Regions from separate parts of the Mus musculus genome. Here regions 2 and 3 are each linked to region 1. The links are chromatin loops, found by intact Hi-C in ENCODE. Cell type or tissue: left cerebral cortex. All regions are shown on one strand.

What was found. Hi-C counts contacts between places; a loop is a spot of excess contacts. Peaks named below come from ENCODE experiments on the same cell type or tissue, not always from the same donor. Only the 100,000 strongest peaks of a DNase experiment are listed, where the experiment ranks them.
Region 2: it touches region 1 in a loop (4-fold over the local background); 19 of 42 quality-filtered maps call a loop at or near these places.
Region 3: a loop joins it to region 1, with 3 times the contacts of the local background. A loop is called at or near these places in 14 of 42 quality-filtered maps.

Annotation. Positions count from the first base shown.
Region 1 is chr1:186,701,339-186,709,338 of GRCm38, reverse strand. Tgfb2 (transforming growth factor, beta 2) reads left to right here and starts at 3,350. Exons shown (of 7, transcript NM_009367.4): 1 at 3,350-4,910. The coding sequence starts at 4,565. It overlaps Gm35655 (a long non-coding RNA gene), which reads right to left. Exons shown (of 2, transcript XR_373811.4): 1 at 6,108-8,000; 2 at 5,536-5,812. In left cerebral cortex, CTCF peaks have their summits at 3,625, 3,825 and 4,799; DNase peaks (open chromatin) are centred at 3,361, 3,877 and 4,793; H3K4me3 peaks cover 3,619 bases; H3K27ac peaks cover 2,452 bases.
Region 2 is chr1:186,389,302-186,397,301 of GRCm38, reverse strand. No RefSeq gene overlaps it. Among named protein-coding and RNA genes, the nearest start is that of Gm35341, 15 kb to the left of the region's middle. In left cerebral cortex, a CTCF peak has its summit at 4,123 (motif pointing left); a DNase peak (open chromatin) is centred at 4,090.
Region 3 is chr1:186,237,128-186,245,127 of GRCm38, reverse strand. No RefSeq gene overlaps it. Among named protein-coding and RNA genes, the nearest start is that of Gm35201, 100 kb to the right of the region's middle. In left cerebral cortex, a CTCF peak has its summit at 3,818 (motif pointing left); DNase peaks (open chromatin) are centred at 3,829 and 4,077.

The sequences.
Region 1 (8,000 bases):
GTTACTGAGTTATAGACTCAGATGAAATGGGAGTCAGGGCAGTGAAGTGGCTCTGAGGGAAAAGGCATGGCGACCTGAGTTCCCGTCCCAGGAGCGATATGGTAGGAGGAGTGCTAATCTTTGACCTCCACAGTTGTGCCATGGCACGCATACTCACACAAATAAGTAACTGCCCAGATAGAAGTTACCAGGAAGAGTGGAAAAGAATTATCCTTGCACTTACTGTCACAGTGATTGAAAAAACATTTGCAGCTTCATATCCCCCGCCCCCCCCCCCCCCCCGCACACACACACACTTCCTGTTTTGTTTGTTTTGTTTGTTTTGGGTTTTGAATGCTAGAAAGCATTGAGAACACTTTCCAAATTGTCCCAGATAAGTTCCTCTATGACGAGAGGAAGGAGACCCCAGACCAGACCGTAACCATGACAAACAGGAGACAAACCCCAGGTCAGCTATGAGCAGCCTTGTTTTGTGGGTGCTCTACACTGCTGAAGTGAATAACAGACCCATTAATGAGTAGTCAGGGCTGCTGGTCGAGACAGCTGCTTCCTCTTCCTCAACCTCTCTGGCCTAGAAAGCAAACATTTCACTTTAGGGTGTTCAGAGACCTTAATGTCTAATGCCTAACTGGACTTTGATAGCAGGTTTGTATTGTATTTCATCAAAAGTGTGTTTCTTAGCTGTTTATTCTAGTTACCGAGGGGCAGAATGCCACAGCAGATTTGGGTGACCCCTTTCCTACGTGTTTCCTGGGTGATGAGTGGAGACCAGACACAGACATGCCTGGCTGCGATGGAGAGGGGATAACAGGACCTAGTTTAATGAGCAGACACTAGGGTCCGACTTTGTTATAAACACTTCCCATGCCTTGTATGATGACCCCCCCTCCCTATAGTCTTCTGCATATGACCCCGTTCTCACAGGTGAGGAACAGTCTCTGAATAACTTCCTTAGGTTCATAAAGCCACAGTGCAGGACTTTGAACTACAGCGTGGTCCAGTCCCCCTTACCACTGGGGTAGTAAAGACTGTGTATGTAATGTGCTCTCTTACCTTATTGCGTAGCGCTCTGAGCACTTATGATCCTTAAATATGGTGGTTTTGTTTCCTGAATATGGAGATGGCAGAAGCCTTAGTGTTGCCGAAGACAGGATTCATTTATGACAACCAAGATCCGCTCTGGAGAACTGCTCTCCCGTGAGACAAGAGAGGCTCCTCTCCTGCTGAATTCAGTCACTGTGCTCAGTCACACCGAGAGACAGAGAAGATGTGTCTGTCAACTCCTGCCTGGGCTTTGGGGAGAAAACTAAAGGAGCCTTTTAGGAAGAGGTCTGGCCTCAGGCCTAAGGGGTAGAGAGCTCTAAGTTCTCAGCTACTATCATGCACAGGAGTGTGGGTACCGATCCTGAGAGGGGCGCCCGCCTGCATGGATGGAGTACCGACTTTCCCACATGAAGTACAGGGGGATTGCTACTGCTCTGCTCTGCCCACTCATATCCTCAGCCATGTCAGCTCATCCTCTGATGTACCTATGGCTGTTCCCCAGGCAGTCTCAGCACCCAGTAAAAGGCTCAGTGGCTGCCGAGAACACCCTACCTATGTGCTCAACAGATTTTCCCGAAAGCATCCCCACAAACTTGTGACGTTGGCCCTCGGTAGCTCTAGCTCCTGCTCTGTGTCTTCTCTGTACAGCTGGATCAGAATGGGACTCACTGGGAGACTCCAGCTGATGGGACCATCAGCCCACAGGCAGGAGTTCTTGATCAGTTCTGTTTCAGCTTAGAGAATCGTAAGGTGGTGGTGGTCGAACCCGTCTGCCTGGGGCTGACCTTGAAGGAAGAAGTCTGCCAATAATGGAGGTTTTTAGAATCATTTAGGTGCGTGTTGGAACAATTCATTCATGCCAGGGTGTTCCTCAGGGCCAGTGGAGTAGAAGAATTTTGTGTTCAAGGTGGGTGGGGAGATGATAATTCAAGAGAGAGTTTTCTGCAGGAATCTTAGAACATAGAACATGACTGTGGGGGGGTCTTGATTCTGTAAGAGGGCAGTAGATTATTCTGCAGCTCCCACACTTACGGAACCCCCGGATCCCTGCTTGTCACATGTTCTGGGACCTTATACTTCTTCCAAGTACATGGTGGGAAAGAACCCAGGAGGTGGGCGGGCTCTCTCTGCAAAACCCAGACCCACCCCTTCCTGTTTTCTGCAACAACAGACCTCACTTCCTATGGCCTCAGTCTCCCTGTCTGTGAAATACAAATAATAATGTTCATTGCTGTATATAATGTATGCCAGCTATATCATTACATATCATTACAGCTCCCTCTAGTAAGAATATAACCCCCCCCACACACACACACACATACACATGTATGCATCCCTAAAGGTTTGATCCTTTTGAACTAGGAAAATGATACTGAGGTCTTAACCTGGGGGAATTCTCAACAGTTTCCAGCTTTAACAACCTGTGTAGTCATCGTGGCCACAGAGTCATCACTAAGATTGAAATGTTGACTTTGACTAAAGGGGAAAGACCAGTGGGAAGAAAGATTCTGTTATCCAACCAGTTTGAGCAAGTTGAAGTAGAAAATGTCAAGTTATGATACTGTGTGACAGGAGACAGCAAACATTTAAAACCCAGGTGTCTTAGATAATGCTGCGACAGGCAGAAGATGGTGGGTCATCCTTGTCTAGGAAGGCTGAGGAGAAAGCCACATGAGCAGGGGCTCACATAAAGAAGGCAACAGTTCCTTTATTCAAAGCAGTGATACAGAGCATGCATTGGGTGAAAGGGACACTTCTGTATTCTGCTGGTTCACAGGCAAACAGGGCTGGATTGTAAACAGGCTAATGAAAAACAACCTGTGGAATCCCGGAGAACTCAAGAGTTAGGTCAGCAGTCTCAGATTGGAAGGCATGTCTTCAGGGCTGGGCTGGAGCTCCATGGAGCACAGTGTGTGTGTGTGTGTGTGTGTGTGTGTGTGTGTGTGTGTGTGTGTGTGTGTGTGTGTGTACACGCCTGTACATGCATGGGCACGCACTCAACACAGGAGGGACTCAGGGAAGCTGCGAATGAGTGATCCCCACCATGTAGAAACGGGATGCTTAGCTGCCTGCCCCTCCACACACAGACCCTTGGTGATCACAGACAGTGACTACTGCAAATTCCTCATGCCAGTCGCCCTCCCTTACTGGCCGTCCCCCTTTTCCACACCCCCTCCAATGGTCCAGAGCTCGTGGTCTTAGTAACAGAGGACTTCTGACTGTAATCCTAGCGCGTCACTTTGTTGAAGGCAAACACGTGGTTTGGGGAGCACATATAAAACTCTGCTCCGGGCAGAATCGTGATGTTATCTGCTGGCAGCAGGTTTGCTCGGAGCAGAGCTGCTGAAACTGCCGGCAGGAGAGCGAGTGGGAGAGAAAGAGAGAAGGCGCTGAGAGCTGAGCTCTGGGGCAGGCGTCAGGGATGGAGAGAAGTATTAGGGTTTAAAGAGCCATTCTGGAGCAACCCATCTGCGGAGAGAAGGATCGGCAGAGGTCTATTTTAGGGTCGCAAGTACCTACTTACCCTAAGCGAGAAAGTGCAACCTTGGTGGAAGCTAGGAGAAGCTAGGGAAGGGTGCGAGTCCCGGGGCAGCCCGCAGCCAACGCGCCCAGGAGGCGGTGTTGTTCCACAGGGGTTAAGGAGGTGGCCGATCGCTGTCGCCCTTGGCCGCCTGGAGCAAGAAAAGGAGGATCTGAAGGACCGAGCTGGAGGCTGGCCCTCTTTGCAGGCAGCAGCGGCGGCTGCAACGTGGAGCGACCCAGCCGGGTGTAGGCCACAGCGCGGCCGGCAGGAGCGGGATCCTCGCCGCCTGCTCCGGCCTCTGTGGATCTCCGGGGCGGACAGTATCCCACCGAGTCTCCGAGTGAGCCGCTCCGGGGCGCATCTGCCTCCCCGCGGCTCGCCAGGCTCGCCCTCGGCGCGCGCGCACGCACGCGCGCACACGCGCACACATCCACACGCACACTCATCCACACACGTGTGGAAGGCAGGGCCGAGCCGCTCGGTCTTTGAACTTCTCAGTTAGAGCCCGGCGCAGCCCCGGCCGCCGCTCAGCGCTCCCCGCGGCCCTGCGTGCCTCCTGCCAGCCCCCGGACCTTCTCGTCTCGTCCCTTTTGGCCGGAGGATCGGAGTTCAGATCAGCCACTCCGCACCGAGCCTGACACACTGAACTCCATTTCTTCCTCTTAAGTTTATTTCTACTTCAGAGCCACTCACCCTCTCCCTTCCAGGAGAAAAAAAAAACAAACCTTTCTTACTCCTTAAAGTGAGAGATTCCCCCCCCACCCCGCCCCAGCATCGCATATTAATATCTCCACGTTGGGAACGCGTTGCATTTTCTTTTTTAAAGGAATCCCAGCCAGGGACGTTTTTCTATTGGGCATTAACTTTCGACTGCTTTGCAAAAGTTTCGTATTAAAAACAACTCTACCTGACCGCTCTGAGAATTACTAGTTTCTTTTTTATATATATTTTTTCTTACTTTAAATAACAACATCAACGTTTCTTCCTTTTAAAAACATGCACTACTGTGTGCTGAGCACCTTTTTGCTCCTGCATCTGGTCCCGGTGGCGCTCAGTCTGTCTACCTGCAGCACCCTCGACATGGATCAGTTTATGCGCAAGAGGATCGAGGCCATCCGCGGGCAGATCCTGAGCAAGCTGAAGCTCACCAGCCCCCCGGAAGACTATCCGGAGCCGGATGAGGTCCCCCCGGAGGTGATTTCCATCTACAACAGTACCAGGGACTTACTGCAGGAGAAGGCAAGCCGGAGGGCAGCCGCCTGCGAGCGCGAGCGGAGCGACGAGGAGTACTACGCCAAGGAGGTTTATAAAATCGACATGCCGTCCCACCTCCCCTCCGAAAGTAAGTACAGTTTCCGTGGTTTTCGACTTTTCCATCCCCGAGTCTAAGGTTGGCCCGGAGCTCCTCAGATCCACAGCAGCCTTAGGCGTTCGCCCTTTCCTCTCCCAGTCCCCGGGTCCTGATCGCTTCGTTTCCGTTCTGTCCTTCGTCCCTTCCACTGCCTTTCCAGTCGTGGGATGGAGAGGGATCCACAGGCTTGCAAACCTTCAACTTCTGTTTTATTTATTTATTTCTCCATAACTCCCTACCCACAAATGCCCCAGACCTTTTAAAAGATGTTTGCATTTCTCCTCTCCCCTGGTCTACCAACTAGCAAATCAGCTCCCTTCTGTCAAAAGAAAAGCGCTTCCCGGGATGACTTATGCTAAGAGACCAAGGTAGACTTTGTTTTCTTTGCCGGGTTGGCATGCAGTGGGGGTGGGGGTGTCCTCCAACTGGTACACAAAGAGTTAAAAAAAGTGCTTCCAAACTAGCCTTCTCAAAGGCGCCCCCCTTCCCTGCTGACCTATCTGGGGACTCCCCAAACCTTTGCTATTGTCTCTCACTCCCCTAAGAATGTCAGCATCAGCAACACCAAGCTGGATTTCGGGCGCACGGGGTGGGGGTCACTCAAAACCCTTAAATCCTCCGGGGGGTCATTTATTGCTCTCTCTGGGTGTTTTTACTCTCAGTCTTCTTGCAGAGCCGCATTGCCAAGTCCCCTTTTGACCTCACGTGGACAGTTAGAAAGAATAAATAAGGTTCTAACTGGGCTCAACTAGGTTTCACTTCCCGTTTTTTCTAGGTAGTCCTCGCTAGCCTGGGAGCAGGTCGTTTTTTCTTAGGGGGATTCTCCATGATCTTTTTCAACCTTGAACTCTGTGTCCCGGCACTTTCACAAGCAGCAGGGTCTTCTGTGTGTTCTGAAATCGAAGATGGGAAAGACAGCTATTTAAAAAAAAATATATATATATATATATTTCCCCGTTTCGCTGGGAGCAATAGCTTCAGAAACAGCTGGCATACAGTAGCAGCGATTTATTGTGGAGCCTTGTGGGGGAAGGGGAGAGTACAGTTAGTGTAGATTTGTTTCAGAGTTCTTTAAAAAGGGGGTGGGGAGGGAGGGAGGGAGGGAGGGAGGGAGAGAGAGAGAGAGAGAGAGAGAGAGAGAGAGAGAGAGAGAGAGAATTTTGCAGCAGCAACAGCACTGAGTGATACCTGAGAGGGTTAAGCACCAGGAAGAAACACTAAAAGAAAGAGAAAAAAAAAAAACTTCAGCATCCCTGTGTTCCAAGTCCCTGTCGTAAACTTCTCATTGGCTGCTCTGTTCTCTCCTCCCCTTTCATGCCCTATATCCTTGCTGGCTGCCTTTGTGAAGTCTCTGTGTCTTGCCTAAATAGATAACGCAGCCATCTTGGTAATTTTATCCCAGAAGTCAGAATTGCAGGGAGGTGCTTTTCTCTCCTAATATTTATTTTTAGTTTGACGAGCCATAGCTGTCTGACTTGCCGCGTCTTGCACTTGGTGCCCTCAGAGCGTTGGTCTACCCATGTGTCTAACCACACTCTTTCTGGTCACTTCTCTTACCCTGTAGTGTTCTCTTGTTGTTTAGTGCCGTAACAGATGCAGGGAACCCTGGCCAGCAGGACGGTTTTATTATTATAGTTACGGCCCTATCCACTACAGTGGATGCGTACAGTCCGCCCTGTTTATTGCTCCTGGGAAATAAGGATTTCTATCTGGGGTGGAGCCACAGTGATGCTAGGGAAGGGAGTTCATTGTAATTAGTCCAGAGCCACTGGGGCTGAGGGACGGCTTGACTCAGTTAGTTTTCTCCCACATACGTGTGTTGATTCTGCAGATGTTTGGGCTGACAGACAGGCATGTGATCCGGGGCTGAATAACTCCTTCTTCGGTGTTTACATGCCAAAGCTCAGATTAGCTGTCAGGAAGTCTGCAAAGAGGACAAAGATCCAATCTCACATTGCATAGGTGTGCAGGGAGCAGGCCACCAGGGGAAGTGCTTCAGTCCAATGGATGAAGGTGAGCAGAGAAGGGACAACCCCAGAACCAAGGTCATGAGCAGGTTAGAAGAACCGCCCAGGTTTTATGGAGGATGTGAGGGTATCAATAACATCGATATGTGGACTCTTCTGTATCCCACTCCTGAACCTCCGATTAAATGAAAACCTAAGTATGCTTACACACACACACACACTATACATACACACACACACATACTATACACACACACACACACACACACACACACATACACACATGTACTATCATTTTTACGTGAAAACTAGAGATTTAAGAAGATTGTGTTCAGTGTAGAAGCTTAGGAGTAGAAAGGTATATTAATAGCAGCGGATTCAACACAACTGAGCAGGGGCTATGGATAATGTTATAGAAAGTAGGTTAACTGATTTTCCAGGACTTTCTAGATATAGGGAGTTCTTCCAGAAGAGAGAGGGAGAGGGAGAGGGAGAGGGAGAGGGAGAGGGAGAGGGAGAGGGAGAGGGAGAGGGAGAGGGAGAGGGAGAGGGAGAGGGAGAGGGAGAGGGAGAGGGAGAGGGAGAGGGAGAGGGAGAGGGAGAGGGAGAGGGAGAGAGAATCATTCCATTGTATTTAAAGCAAGGAGATTTGGAGGAGCAGGGCTGGCTGGCTTCTATGCCACTGTGGTGCATACAGGGAGCGCATGTGCCTGTTACATCTTGCAGTGAATCTGAAGAGGGTCACAAGCCCATAGAGAAGTCATGGGAAAGATCGCCGCCTCTTTTTTTTTTTTTTTCCACCAACTTATTAGTGTTCAGGGAGTGACTTCAACTCAAGTATTACAAATATGCCCTAATTATGCTTGGTGACTATATATCACTACAGACGGCTGATAGCCCTTGGTGGGACGTTTTATAAAGTTCAAACTCAATCTTTTTAGCAATGTGGAGATTGAAAACCGAAAATACAAGAGATATTGTATATGCCCTCAGGCATACTTTGTCTTAAATATTATCCTTGGCCAAGTGTGCTGTATAAATAAGTAGATATTAATAGAACTGGCCAGGTGCCAAGCTTCTAGTATGAATTTTAGCCAAGAATGTATTTATGGGG
Region 2 (8,000 bases), 310 kb after region 1:
AAAACAAACCATGACACATACCAAGAATACAACACATAGGGCATTGAGGCAGAGGGGTGAAGGGTAAGAAGTTAATACTAGAAAAACCCAGAAAAGCATTCTCCTTTCAGATGGCAGGAGGCCTGAAAAGTCTGGCTAAGGGGCCTGAAGTTTATTGACTGTCTCCTGTAGGGTGAAATGACATCAGTGGAGGACACAGCAAGAAGAAGCTGTAATAGAAGGAATGGAAAGACACCCAAAGCTGTTGACACTTGTGGGGAAATAGGAACTTGGGACAAACGTTGGACATTGCCACTCACTTTGTTAGCAAACCCCAGATAATTGTGTGCTTCTCATTTATTCTCAGAGCGAAGGATGGAGTTTCTTTTGCTGGGGATTTCATGGCACAGGACCAACCATCCAAGTTGTACTGTGTGTTCACCTCCTCCCCTGAGCTACACCCAGATCCTGTGAGCCACAATAAATGCTAAGCTAGCTGAAGGATTGATGCCTGCCATTTACATTGCAGAATGGGGCTTCTCCTTGAGTGGACTTTACATTCCCAGTGTCCACATGCCTTCACTATATCCAGTAAAATTACTAAGTCTTTTTGAGTGCCATCTTAGGTTTTCTTGCTCAACTATCTGAACTTTAGGATAAACTTCTTTAAACATTTTTATACTCTCACTAAAGATAATATAAAGAATTTTCCTCTTGAGTGTATCTGTCAGGAGTGATTTAACAGGGAGTAAGAAGTGTAAGGGTCGCCGGGCGTGGTGGCACATGCCTTTAATCCTAGCACTTGGGAGGCAGAGGCAGTTCAAGGCCAGCCTGGTCTACAAAGTGAGTTCCAGGACAGCCAGGGCTATACAGAGAAACTCTGTCTTGAAAAAACCAAAGAAGAAGAAGAAGAAGAAGAAGAAGAAGAAGAAGGAGGAGGAGGAGGAGGAGGAGGAGGAGGAGGAGGAGGAGGAGGAGGAGGAGGAGGAGAAGAAGAGGAAGAGGAAGAGGAAGAGGAAGAGGAAGAGGAAGAAGAAGAAGAAGAAGAAGAAGAAGAAGAAGAAGAAGAAGAAGAAGAAGAAGAAGAAGAAGAAGAAGAAGAAGAAGAAGAAGAAGAAGAGGTGTAAGGGTCTGTCTGCTACCCAGTTTCCCTACAATGATAGACTGTAATCTGGAACCATGAACCAAATCAACATCTTTCTCCCTTAAGTCGTTTTGTCAGGTATGGGGATGAGATGGAGACAGAAAGCTGGGTGGAATTAGAGATGCTCTTTACAAGATGTGTACACATTTAAGAGAATGATGTTTTCATGTCTGAGGATTAAGGTACATTTCAATGATGGCTTCTTTGATTTAAGAGAAGATGAGAAAACTGATATCAATCAGAAATCACTCTGATAATAAGGGAATAAGGGGAAAACATTTGGAAAGATGAAGGGTCTCTTTATAAACTCTGATCTACAGAAATCTTTACTGAAAAAGATCATATACGTGCTCTGGTAATTCAAGCACAAGTCTGTTCATTGATAGAAACAATATGGGGCTTAGATGTCCACCTCAGCAGTCATACTGAACGTAAAAGTTCATCATAAATACATTGAGAAACAGGTTAGTTTACAAAACTCATCATCACCTCAACCTTCATCATCATCATCATCAAATCACCACTAAATGAAATGTTTATCAAACAGCTATGCTATGAGAAAACTCCATTGATACTCAGGTAAACCAGAAGCGGTGTTTTCCAAACACTTTGTAAAATAATAAACATACACGTTTTGAGATAAATCTGTTTGGAATCTGGGAAGGGAAAATACTAAAACATTTAAACCAAGATTAAACTCGCAGTGCCATCCACAAAATATCTATTTTCAAATAGTACATTACTAGAACTCGTGTTAAAGAAAGTCCATAAAGATTCTTTTCTGTTATAGAATAGGGTCACTAGGCTTTGTCATATGATATTCCTTTAGCCTACATCCATTCCCATACTCTCTCTCTACATCTTTCCTCATCTTCTTAGCTAGTGTCTGAGTGTGGGGCTAATCAGAGGCCACACAACCAGAAATGGTGCTCTGTCAGTAGAGACCCTGAGGTCTTTTTTTTTTTTTTTGTTAAGGCATTTTTATTAGATATTTTCTTCATTTACATTTCAAATGCTATCCCCAAAGGCCACTATAGCCTTCTCCCGCTCTGCTCCCCAACCCACCCACTCCCACATCCTAGCCCTGGCATTCCCCTGTACTGGGGCGTATGATCTTCACAATACCAAGGGCCTCTCCTCCCATTGATGGCCGAGTAGGCCATCCTTTGCTACATATGCAACTAGAATCACAGCTCTGGGGGGTACTGGTTAGTTCATATTGTTGTTCCTCATATAGGGTTGCAGACCCCTTTAGCTCCTTGGGTACTTTCTCTAGCTTCTCCATTGGGGGTCCTGTGTTCCATCCTATAGATGACTGTGAGCATTCACTTATGTATTTGCCGGGCACTGGCATAGCCTCACAAGAGACAGCTATGTCAGGGTCCTGTCAGCAAAATCTTTCTGGCATATGCAATAGTGTCTGGGTTTGATGGCTGTATATGTGATGGATCCCCGGGTGGGACACTATCTGGATGGTCTTTCCTTCTGTCTCAGCTCCAAACTTTGTCTCTGTAACTCCTTCCATGGGTATTTTGTTCCCCATTCTAAGGAGGAGCGAAGTATCTACACTTTGGTCTTCCTTCTTCTTGAGTTTCATGTGTTTTGCAAATTGTATCTTGGATATTCTAAGTTTCTAGGCTAATATCTGCTTATCAGTAAGTGCATATCATGTGTGTTCTTTTGTGATTGGGTTACCTCACTCAGCATGATATCCTCCAGATGCATCCATTTGCCTAAGAATTTCATGAATTCATTGTTTTTAATTGCTGAGTAGTACTCCATTGTGCAAATGTACCACATTTTCTATATCCATTCCTTTGTTGAAGGACATCTGGGTTCTTTCCAGCTTCTGGCTATTATAAATAAGGCTGCTATGAATATAGTGGAGCATGTGTCCTTATTACAAGTTGGACCATCTTCTGGGTATATGCCCGGGAGAGGAATTGCTGGATTTTCCAGTAGTACTATGTCTAATTTTCTGAGGAACCGCCAGACTGATTTCCAGAGTGGTTGTACCAGTTGGCAATCCCACTAACAATGGAGGAGTATCCCTCTTTGTCCCCAGCATCCTCAGCATCCTCGCCAGCATCTGTTGTCACTTGAATTTTTGATCTTATCTATTCTGACTGAGGTGGAATCTTGAGGTTGTTTTGATTTGCATTTCCCTGATGATTAAGGATGCTGAACATTTTTTTCAGGTGCTTCTCAGCCATTTGGTATTCCTCAGTTGAGAATTCTTTGTTTAGCTCCGTACCCCATTTTTTAATAGGGTTATTTGATTTTCTAGAGTCCATCTTCTTGAGTTCTTTTTTAAAGGAACCCTACACTACATCCCCACCCTAATCCTAAGGAAATCACATTGATCCTGGAAAAGTTAAAGAATCAGCTTGCTGATGCAAGCAGACATATCCCACATGGACAGTACAGCCTCCAGAAGAAAGAGACCCCAGAGTTACTGACGCCAGCTTTGCCACCACGGGCTTCCGGGATACTGGGAAGGTCATGAGACCCTTTCTGCTCTTTAAGTTTAAATAAATAAATAAATAAATAAATAAATAAATAAATAAATGAAAGAGCAAACAAAGAAACAAGTAAATGACGTTTGTTCTTGGGAAGGACTTTATTTATGAGACCACTTGAGGAATATAGAGGGGTTAGGAAACAGGTTAAAAATGAAGTTTGTCATGAGGAGAAAGGAAAAAGAAGTGGGCCTATGAACATTTCAAAGGGATGTGTTTTAAATTCTGGGAAACATTTAAGACAAAGTTTTATAGGATGAATGTGGTATTGCAAGTGTGTCCCTGAAAAATGAGAAACAGCTTCTCCTGACTGAGACACCTGATCAAATAATCGCTAAGTCTGAGTTGGCAGACTCCAGGCCGCCCTCTCTCCTAGGTCTCACTTGCTCAGCAGCCGCCACCATGTGAAGGGAGCAGGGCAGCCACCAGGGACAAACACCATTTTATCGATGGAAATGCTGAGGCGCAGAATCAGTCAGAGTATGACCCAGCAGCACCACCTTCAGGAAAGCTATGTGAGGGATAGTTTTGTAACCTGAGGGATATTCTGGAAGATACTACCTGGAGTTTCTCTCTAGGAAGTGGGTCTGTAAGTAAATCAGGAAAAGGAAGCTTATTTTAACATTGGTCACTTTTTCTTGGAATGTTTATAATGTCACGTTGAAAAAGAAATTGACTATGGATATTCATTTTTAAAGCTAACCACAGCAGAACTATGAAGTCTGGGGTTACTTTTAGGCTTTGCGTCTACAACGTTCCGACAGGTGTGCATGTTTGAATATATTGACTTTAAAAAAAATACAATATCAGTTTTCTTATACAATGTCTCTAATTTTAATGTAGTTGCTGTATTTCAAGATGGTGAGTGTGAGCAGGGCCTATGGGCTGTAAAGTACTTGGAAATTGGGATGTCTATAAATGATTCCTCTTTTGAATAAGCTCAGTTTACCCACACAAATATTATATATTTATATGTTTGTTTATACATATGTATATATGTGTACATAAATAAATATCTTTGGACCCATTTCCATGTGTCTGGTGGACAGATGAGGGATATGACTCTGTACTTCATGTTCCAGAGGTTCTGATCCATATTCTACAAGTTGTGTATTTAGAGTTTCTACTTCCCAGGCAAACCTTCAGGACACAGGGCAGATCAAGCCCATCCAGGATGGCTTACACGATTACCAGATACAGTGCCTTCATCAGGGCGAGCAAGGGCACAGCTAGGCCTCCACCATAGCCTTAGACATCAGGGTGTTGTATCAATGAATTCAGGAAATATATAAGAACTCCTTGGCAGATCCCCCAGATTAAAACAAAACCAACAACAAAACCCACCAAGACCTCATTAGCTCAATAGACTCTGCCTTGCCAGCTCCTGGAGTGTGGGTGGAGCTTCAACTCAGAGGGATCTACAGAAAAATCCAAGGACACTCTCAAATGGGTGCCATTAGTTTTCATTTTAAAATCTTTGGGGGCCTTACAGAAGCTTTTCAGTTTCATGAGGTCCCATTTATCAATTCTTGATCTTAGAGCCTGAGCCATTGGAGTTCTGAATCCCCCCTTCCCCCGAGCCCCCGTGCCCATGAGTTCAAGGCTCTTTCCCACTTTCTCTCCTATTAGATTCAGTGGATCTGGTTTTATGTTGAAGTCCTTGATCCACTTGGACTTGGACCTTTGTGCAGTGTGACAAGTATGAATCTATTTTCATTTTTCTATATACAGGCTGCCAGTTAGACCACCATCATTTATTGAAGATGCTTCCTTTTTTTTCCATTGCATGTTTTTGGCTTCTTTATCAAAGATCAAGTGTCTATCTATAAGTGTGTGGTTTTATTTCTGGGTCTTCACCTGACACATATACAACAGAGGACTGCCTGGTCTGGCCTCAGTGAGAGAAGATGCACCTAACCTTCAAGAGTCTTGAGGCCCCAGGGAGTGGAGAAGGCTGAGGGGAATGGGGGAGGTGGGGACATCATCTTGGAGATGGAGGAGGAAGAATGGGATGAGGAACTATGGGAGGGAAATAACGACTGGACTGTAAAAAATGATTTAAAACTTTTTTAAAAAAAGAAGAGAGAAAGAAAGAGAGAGAGAGAGAGAGGGAGGGAGGGAGGGAGGGAGGGAGGGAGGGAGGGAGGGAGGAAGGAAGGAAGGAAGGAAGGAAGGAAGGAAGGAAGGAAAAACAAAAGAAAAAATCCTTGGGAGCAAGATTTGGCGAGGCACAACCTGAAACCTCAGCATTTGGAAGGTGGAAGCCATTAGGCTCTAGAATTCACCATGAGACCTGGTACAGATCCAGAGGTGGGTCTGCAGGGCTCACTGACACCTCAGATTCAGGATTTGGCTCCATGCTCTGGGACTCCAAGAGCCATATACCTCCTTTAGAATCTGTTTGGACCCAGATGGCCAAACCCTTTGGCTTCTGCTTTCAGGGAAGGGAGTCTGCAATTCTGCATTGCACTTATTAGCAGAAAGGTTAAATCTGTTCAGACAATGTAGAGAAATCTAAGCAAAGTCATCAATGGGGAAGTGCTACAAAGTCACTAAACATCCTTGGTAGGTTTGTGAAGCTAGTCAGGTTCCTGACCCTCTCTGCCATCCACCTCCCTCGATCTGCCTTCTCTCCCTGAGGAAGTGTGTGAAAAGTGTTAAGAGCCAATAAAACATTCTGTCTTACTTTGTAAAGTGCCAGACATTGATTCTGTTCAGAACACCGTAGGTGGTGACTTCTTGTTCCACTCTCTTTGCCAGTCACTCTGATGGAAAACACTGGGGAAGAGAAGGACTGGGGATGATGAAGGAAGTACGGAAGGAGGGCATTCCTGCCTGACGTAGTCTATTCCATGGCACAAAAGAAGTCAGGATGGCAGTTTTTATGTTTATTGTATAAAAGAAACACAGATGACACAGAGAACTATAATACTCCTGTCTTCACCACCCCATCCATTTCATTTGGATCTTTCTAAGAAATACCATTTTATGCCCAGCCCAAATGTCAGATCAGACTCAGCTTCTACTCATGTGGGAATGAGGCAGGAAGGGGCAGACCAGCTGAGGCTGAAAGGGGACATGTTTGTTGGAGGAGAAGGGCAACTACCTAAAAATCAATTGGATGAATATACACGCAAAACAAGTAAGTCCATTTCTCTAAACATAAGAGCTCTAACAAACACAGTGATTTCGTTAGACATGTTTATGCTTGTACACCCAGTTGGAATGAAAAGGCAAACACAATTGGAAATCTCCTTTCTTTCCAAGTCTAATCTTAATGGTGTGTCACCAGTATTGAGGCAAATAGCTTCTATGATGAGGAATTGCTCAACTGATCTGTATACACTATGAGTTCCCTGGTCTGGTAATGCAGTATTTACTTCAAAGTATATTTTGCTTCTTCCAAAAGGCTGACAAAGAGCTTTGCATTTCACAGAGGGGATAAGGCAGGAAGGACGTGGAAAATGATATTTTTATCTTGAAAGGAGAAAACTATATGGGAGAAAAATCAATGAATGGGTAAGAATCTGTTCTTAGAAACTGGGGGAACACATTGTCAGCCTTCTAGTGAAGACACCAGGAAGTCATTTTACGCTATGTATTTTAATACAAAACTAACTAAACTGAACATCTATTATTTCAAAGAAGATTAAGCCATGAGGACGTCAGATATTTATTAAATGTCTACAGCTTAGAGTTGGATATTCCTCCTATAGGTTGGTGAATATGTAGGAAAACTTGACTAGTATCAGCCTCAGAAATACCTAATATGTAATGTCAACCTATCTGCTGGGGCAGAGGACTCTAACATACTCTGAAACAGTTATAAAGCCTTTTTAAAACTCTTCTAGATCATATTATCTGTTTTTCTTCTCATTTTCTAGTATGGAGAACATAATATAAACTTGTCGTAATGCCTGGATTACTTCCTACTCTGGATACAAGAGGCATTGATAGAGAAAGGAGAGTAAAAAGATTATAGGAGTCAGACAACCAGAACGTTCACTGTGGGATAATGTCTTCTATAAATGACAAGGAGATTGAAGATGTGGTTGCCTAAAGACCCGCACAGTGACAAGGCCAGGTGACATTCCAAAATGGATGGGGGAATCTTTTAAAGCCCCGCCCCTAGATGGAAATCTATAAGTAGTTTATGGCTGCTGAAGGAAGGAGACCCAGGCATTTTTAGGGATGAGTCCCCTGATATGTTATCCAATCCCAAGTCAGTCTTAAACACATGTACCTATGAGCAATAACAAAGGGATTCAGTAGATATCACACACACACACACACACACACACACACACACACACACTCATAAGCATGTAATAATAAAGAAGAAGAGTTATGAATTTGAG
Region 3 (8,000 bases), 460 kb after region 1:
GCCCCAATTCAGAGCCTTGATTCTGTAATATATATATTACAGACTTGAGACTCTGAATGAGAGAAAAACTGATACATATACATGTATGTATATATGTATTATATATACATATACATACACACACATATATATATGATACATATACATGTAAAATCTGATACATATACATATATATATATATATATATATATATATATATATATATACATACATAATATAATCAGCACTAGGGACTGAAGCCAGGACATTGTACATGCTGAGGAGAGGCTCTACCGGTGAGCTACATCCCCAGGTTTAATTGTCTTTTTTAAAAGAACATTGTTTTTCAGACAAGGTCTCTAAGTTAGTGCACAGCTGACCTTTAGTTCACTGTACAGCAGCGATATCCTTGAACTGCAGAATGCTCTCACACAGAAGCCCCTATTTTTCTTTAAGGAGGGCTTGGGAATTTATTAATTTAATTCTTCTTTCTTAAATGTCTTCTAATGTAAAGTTCTGAAAACTTTGTTCCTTTTAGTTCATATCTCTAATTATTCCACCTCGTCCAAGTTTTTTATTTCTTATGCCTAGATGTTCCATCATCTTTGCCTGATTCTTCTCCCAGGGTTCACTACTGCAAGAATAGACATTAGAGGTCCTTTTAGGTGGAGAGATATAGACAAGAATCTAGTCTGCCCTTGAGCTATGGGATCAGTAAGATAAAAACAAAATTTTCCTCTTCCTAGATTAATTAATTATTCTTTGAGAGTTATGCAAGAGTGTGCATGGTCTCATCACCTCAGCAGTGTGTGATCAAACCTGATAAATGGAAGGAGGAGAAAACGAAAACACAGCATTACGACCCGTGTGCAAATCGCTGGTCAGCACAGCCCAAAAGAAAGCCAGGACTGTTTTCCCCATCTCTGTGAGAAAAGATCTCGATATCTGTCACGGGGGTGGGGTGGAGTGGGGAGTGGGGTGGGGGAGCAAGACTAAGTACTCAGCACAGAGATTTATTTGTCCCACAAAGACAAAAGGCAGAGGATAAGAGACAAAGATGAGATAAAGAGGAGAAGGAGAAATGGGACTGAGAAGAGGAGTGTGTTCCAGGGTAGGGAGGAACAAAGGACTGGCTCTGGATAGAGAGGAGACAACTGTGGCCCCACAGGCAAATGGCAGTTTGTAAAGTTAAGAGAGGAAAGCCCATGTTAGGGTGAGGTGTTTAACTTTAATTAGGAGAGCTAAAGGGGGCTTTTGATTGCTGGACTTCAAGACTTTGGTAGCTGGACCTTGCTGGTCAGCCTCATGGGGAGGAGAAGGGTGATAAACGGTGGGCGCTAGCTTTTAGGACTGAGGCAACTGTATTCTGTTGCCCAAGCAGGAAGGTGGGTATATGACTCTTCATTTTATATGTCTCCTGTCACTTTATGTGTTTTAAGAAGTCACCTTATGAAAAGCACTTGTATGTCAGCAGGCATATCATGTCTGCTTTGATTTTTTTTTTTAATCTTTCATGGTTGAGCCAATATAGAAATTGTCTCTGTGTTATTTGTCAGTTTCATCCTCTGTGTGTGTGTGTGTGTGTGTGCAAAAAATAATTATAAGTAAAAATGAAATAATTTAAACTATATATTTAAAAAATGAATGTCATCTAACAGTTTTTTGTTTGTTTGTTTGTTTTTTGTTTTTTGTTTTTCAAGACAGGGTTTCTCTGTGTAGCCCTGGCTGTCCTGGAACTCACTCTGTAGACCGGGCTGGCTTGGAACTCAGAAATCTGCCTGCCTTTGCTTTCCAAGTGCTGGGATTAAAGGCGTGTGCCACCACTGCCCGGCCATCTAACAGTTTTTAACAAGTCAGAGGGAATGGGGGAGAAGGGCAAGGCCTGCTAGAGCCATGCCTTTGCTGCTAGAGTCTCTCCATCCACTGGAGCTCCTTAAAAAAGGAAGGCTTTAGTGTGGCTCACAGTTTGAGAACACAGGCCATCCTATGCAGTAGCAGAAGTATGGCAGCTGGTTGCACCCTTACAGAGCCGGACAACTAATGCTCAAGCCACCCTCTCCTTTTTACTTAGTGTAGAAACCTGGTGTACAGCAGTTAATGCTGAACTGAAACAATCCGTCCAGGAGGGAAGGAGAAGTTCCCGAGAGGATGAGAGGATAAATAAACATGTCTGGAAAAAGCTGAAACTTGCAAGATTCACAAGGCAACTCCTCAGTTTCATACAAGCAGAAAAATTCTGAGCAGTCTAGTGGAGGCAATTTCTCAGACTTTGTGAGCTGCCTGCAAGCTGTGCAGAGAGCTCTGGGAGACACAGCTTCCATGCTGGGGTGGGCTTGTGGTATTATAGCCAATTTCCAGTTATCCCTGTTCCTATAAGTGACCCCTGACCCACAGCCCTGTGAGGAACCTCAATGAAATCTCATTGGTTCACCAAGTTGGATGCTGGCCTTTTGTAAATCCCCTTTCTGGATTTAGGATATATGCTTGTGGCTTCTCCCCAGGAGAAGTCTCCCACACAATAGACCCTCATCCTGGGGTGCAGAGGGCCACATTCAGGACTTAAGTCTTCATTTCTGTATGGATCTTAGTGGAGGGAACAGATTTTCTACCTAGAGTGTTTTTGTCTTACTTTATCAAAAAGCTTAAGGGGAGGGAGTTATATTGCTCCATGTTGAACAAAGGATAATTCTATTATTTATCAGGAAAAACAAAACAAAACAAAACAAAACCCCTTTTGAGTTTGCCTTGTTAAGGGTCCAGGACATATCTGTGACAAGATGGAATATTCAAGAACTACTAAATACAACCCTGTCGGGGAAAGAGTTTTGTTTCTCTGTCCTTGGGTCTACTGGAGGAAGTCAGGATTTCTTCCACTGGATGCTGAGAGGTGGTGCTCCCTCTATTGATGTCGGGACCCCTCATTTTCTCCCAACTTCTGCAAACAGCTCAAGTTATTTCTTCATGTCTTAAAAGATTATAGGAAGTAGTAGGGTACTTCCGGTGACAAGCTGGTGCCAAAACCAGTACAGACTTTTAAAATCAAAGAATGCCTTGGCTAAAGAAAGCATAATAAGAACATATTTAGTTATATTAAATCTTTAAATCTTCTCTTAGTATTAACAGGACCTTTTAACCTCCAGTATTCTCTGATAATGATAATCTCAGGGTCCCATTTATTTCCTTTTCTACTGATATTAAAAATAAGAAACCCACAAAACTGTCATACAGATTAACAGAATGCTAACTAAGCATTTGACTAGACCGTCCCTGTGAACCAGTTCAAAGACAAGAACTTGGTTTTGTTTCCTGAATTTGAATGCAGTTTTCATAAGCATAGAATTCACCACGCCATTTCCTGTATCTACCCAGCGCTGAGTGCACAGTAAAGGCTAAATACATGTTTGTTGACTCAATTAATTTATCCTCATATCTCTACCTCTTCACTGTTAGCAGACTGCTGGGAGATATTCCCACAGAAGCCAGTTCAGTGCTGTGGGATGAGCACTAGTATGGGGTACACATGGAACCCGACAGCTTGTAGACGAGACACCCACTCCAGAAGCACTCCCAACATTTCCTGGTCAAAAGCAACCTTGATCCTGCTGCATTTTTTCTAGAAAAATCTGCATCTTCATAAGAGCTGATCTTTAACTATCATCAGACTCTAGCGGCGGCATTTGTTTTGTTTGGTTGCTATGCTCAGGCATGACTGCACCCATCTATCCTAGGTCTAAATTACACTAGCACCCACATAGCAAAGCTAACCTGGGCTCCAGGATTCCAGTCTTTCCTGAGGTTACATGTACACCCCTGTAATGGTTTGAGTCTGAAGTGCCCCCTGCAGGCTCATGTTGGAATACTTGGTCTCCAGTTTGTGGCACCAGTTTGTAAACTGTGGAGTAGGCTGGCTGAAGTGGGGTTCACAGCTTATAGTCTGGTTATAATCCTGCATAACACATGTCCTGGTAAGTTGCCATGTAAGTTGTCTTCATCACAGGCTTCCAAAAGCTCACCTCCTGGGCATGGTGGACTGAGAGCTATCTGAAACTGTGAGCCAATGTAGACCTTCCCTTCCTTGCATGGCTCTGCCGGCTCTTGTGCTATAGAAAGTAGTTGGTACAACTTATGAAGAGGCGTCTTTGCAGCTGCTAAACCTTCATGTATGCAAATCAAGAGTTCCGTTTTGAATCTCTAATAAAGTAATTACTCTAGCAGGCGTCTGGAACACTGCAATATTTAAACCGGCGGTTTGTATCTGAGAATGGATTAAATTTGATGTAGAGAAACAACTCGAGTGCATGATGCAAAGTTTGTAGAGTGCAGGTGAGCACACATGAAGGGAGATGCCATATCCAGTCAGCGTCAGGTTTTAACATGACAAGTCTGGGGAGGATACAGACTGCTACAGATTAAGAAAGTCTGGCCACCAATATTCTGCGGACCATCAGGATTTGAGGACTCTGCTGCTTAAAGACTGGTTATGGTAAAAACGTTATTGTTTATATGCACTGACTTAGGTGTCAGTCTTCTCTCACATATGGTAAGATCCTTAAGAATTAGAGACTAAAGTGCCTACTTCATCTTTCCTGGAGAAGTGTAACAGCCACCTGCGACCAAAGAAGTTCCTCTTTACAGTGTCAGGAGACCCTCTGAGAAAACAGCTCAGTGGGGAGCCCTTCCTTAACCGATATAGCTGTATATCACACAGATCTACATGTCACACAGGTCTATACATCACAGTTCCCACATCTACATATCAGGGAACATCTCAGAAGAATGTAAAGGACAGGACACCAGGAAATCTGACGTAAAGCAGTCTCCCCTGAGAATGCCAGTGTAAACAAAACTTATGGAACAATGATATTACCGGTGAATATGTTAACCTGGAAGGTGGAAAAATTTAGAGTCCCACCCTAGACAAGGAACTACAGGCAACCAATGACTGCTAAGAGAAGAATTAATTTTTCCTGGGGATCAGCCCTCTTACTGGCTGTCCAAGGCATCATGGTCAACCCTGAGACCATATATATACTAATAACAAAAGGCAGATTCAGTAGGTGTGTGCGTGAGTGTGTGTGTGTGCACATGTGTGAGTGGAGTGTGTCTGTATGTGTGTGTGTGTGCGTGTAATAATAATAATAAAATAGAAAAAGAGGCTGTCAACCTGAGAATTGGGGAAACATGGGAGAGGTTTTTGAGTATGAAGAGTTGGGAGGAAGGAGAGAAGGGATATAATTGTATTTCTATCAAAAGCATTTTAGAAATAAGAAGAAAAATGAAACATTAGAAACAAGTCTGGTTCCTAGCCCCTAATATACTAGAATACCATGACCCACAATTCAAGTTTAGCCAACACTATCAAATAATTACTTGGTGGGTCAACAATAAAATGACCAAATATTTTGAAAACATGACTAGTTTCAGGAAAGCAGCTGTCTTGATGAGTTCCAAGCCTTAGCTTGGAGACACTCAAGCTCCCAAGGGAAGAAGAAAGTGGCCTTTTCTATATGGGATAGACAGAGATGGCTTCCGGCAGCAAACTGGCATTTCCACTGGCCTGCCCTCGGGACCTAACAGCAGTTTACATTACCACCAGGTGTTCCAGATGTGTGCTGCACGTAAAAGGTCCCCGGATGCTCCAGATCTCTCTCTCTCTCTCTCTCTCTCTCTCTCTCTCTCTCTCTCACATCTCTCTCTAGCTTCTCTCTTCTTTCTCCCATCTTCCCTTCCTGTCTGCCTCTATTTCTCTCTCATGCCCCCACTCCAAGATGGGTGCTTCACTCTCCCCTCCCCCAATAGACCTTACACTTATCTGTAGGATGGTGTAATTTCTCAGGGGCACATCTTGGCATGGACCTCCATACCCCACCCTCCCTACGCTTTATTCTACCAGCTGCACCTCTACTTGTTTTAAGGAAGCAGGGAGGCTTCCCTTGCCTGACTCTTCCCTAATCTGTCCACTCTGGTGATGAGGCATGAACTTCAGAAGCAAGCAGAGCCATGTCTACCTTGCCTGAGAAGAACAATAAGAAGTAAAGTTTTTTTGTTTTTAAAGATGCCAACTGAGAAACATAGTTGACTTACTTCTATGAAGTTACAACTGCATGTCATGATCTATCATGGTAGAAATATGCCTATGTAAGAAAGAAAAGGAAGAGGAGGGCATGGTTGAAGAGGAGAAGGAGAAAAAGGAGGGAGAGATGATGGAGGGAGAAGAGAGGCAGAAAAGAATGAAGAGAAGAAAGAGAGGAGGAGGAGACAGTGGAGGGAGGAGGAGAAAGAAATGGAGGAGGGAGAGGAACAGGAAGAAAAGGAGGGAGAGGAGGAGGGGGAAGAAGAGGAAGAAAAAGAGGGCAGTCCCTTTCAAATGGATAGTATCAAAACACATGCCAAAATAAAAGCCCAAACCAAAGCACAATAAAGGAAGAGGATGAAGGGTGAAGAGGAAGAGGAGGAACCCTGCCAGAGCCCTGGCAAAAACTACATTTTCACAGGTTAGCAAGAAAACAAAACACTTTTCATTCATGCCTCAAATCTGTGATCCAGCCAGGAAGGAGGCAGAGATTTTAGACAGTGAAGAGCAGTGGTGGTCTGAGGGTGGTGGGGTCAGAAGCCTTGGGGAGGGCAGCTATGGTGCGATGGGGCAAGGGCTTGAGCCTGTGGAGCCCCTCCTCAGAGGACTCTGCTGCTGGCCATCTCTGCTTCTCATCTTTTGATTGAAATGCATATTTTCCTACCCATCAAGATTTATAGTTCTCCGCCGACAGCTTCCCTGGAACAAGTCTTGCTTTTTAATTTCACAATGCACATATAAGACTGTGGTGTGCCCATAAAGACATTCCCAGATTGTGCCTATAAAAGGCAGTTTTCAGGAGTCAAGAATAGAAATGCAGGACCCAGGATGTGGACTCACAGCGGGACCCCAGCCATCTCCAGCGGAAGGTCAAACCAGTGAAATACACATCGCCAGGTTCTGACAACCATATCATTACAGAAGTTTTGAGAAAAATAGGACTGTCATTGATTGTTATTTTTTTCTTTCTGGCTCACTGGATCCCCTGTATGGCTTCATCCACCAGCTGTGACCCCAAGACATATTTTTCTTCATTTTCCCATAATTGCTAGACCCAGGGACTCTGTGACATTTGCTACACTAAGCAGTGAAGGCTTATGAGGGATTTTAGGAGAAATCTTGCTTTCATAACTCCAAGTCTAACAGTTGGTTTAAATTTCCAAACAATCCCTTTCAAACGGATAGTATCAAAACACATGCAAAAAATAAAAGCCCCAAACAAAGCACAATAAATTATTTCACTGCTAAGGTATTGGATTTCAAAGGGAGACAAGAGTGCACGCAAGGCTATTACAGTGGACTCTACTGGATCTTTGGGAATTGCTGTCAGATATTGATAAAACAGAGAGACTGTAGGAGATCAGATAAAAGAGGAATGATTGCGTTTGGGGGAACGACGTGAGCTACATGGCCAGCAGAGATTTAAGGAGTAAGCTAATAGCAATCCACAGAACAGAGCTGGATCTGGTCCCCCATGTTAACCGCATTACAACCTCTCAGCATCTGTAATTTTTTTTTCATAGTGCATTTTCCTTCTTTCAGAATTTGCAAAATACGTTGTTTAATAGGTTTAGCATGTCAGTCAGTAATTTTGTGCCCAGGCAGTGCAAAGGATTCAAGTTTATTAAAACAAAAAAAAAATGGAGTGGGATTTTGGGAATGCTGTTCTTCTCCTCCTAACCCAGCCAAACGCAGTCATGCTAATTCCAAGTCCAGATATACCATAGACAATGGCAGCCTCTGTGCTTCAGGGCCCATGCCGGAGAGAGCACACACCCTTGTACCCCATCTTTGCTCTCCCACCTTTAGCATCCCTCCACCCCGAAGAGTCATTGTCTACTGCGCCCATTATTCAACAGTCACCAAACAAAATGGCTGGGGAGAAAGGGTTTCCCCATAAATGACTTTCTGAAGGGAACACATCAAGCACGGATTAAAGAACACTCAT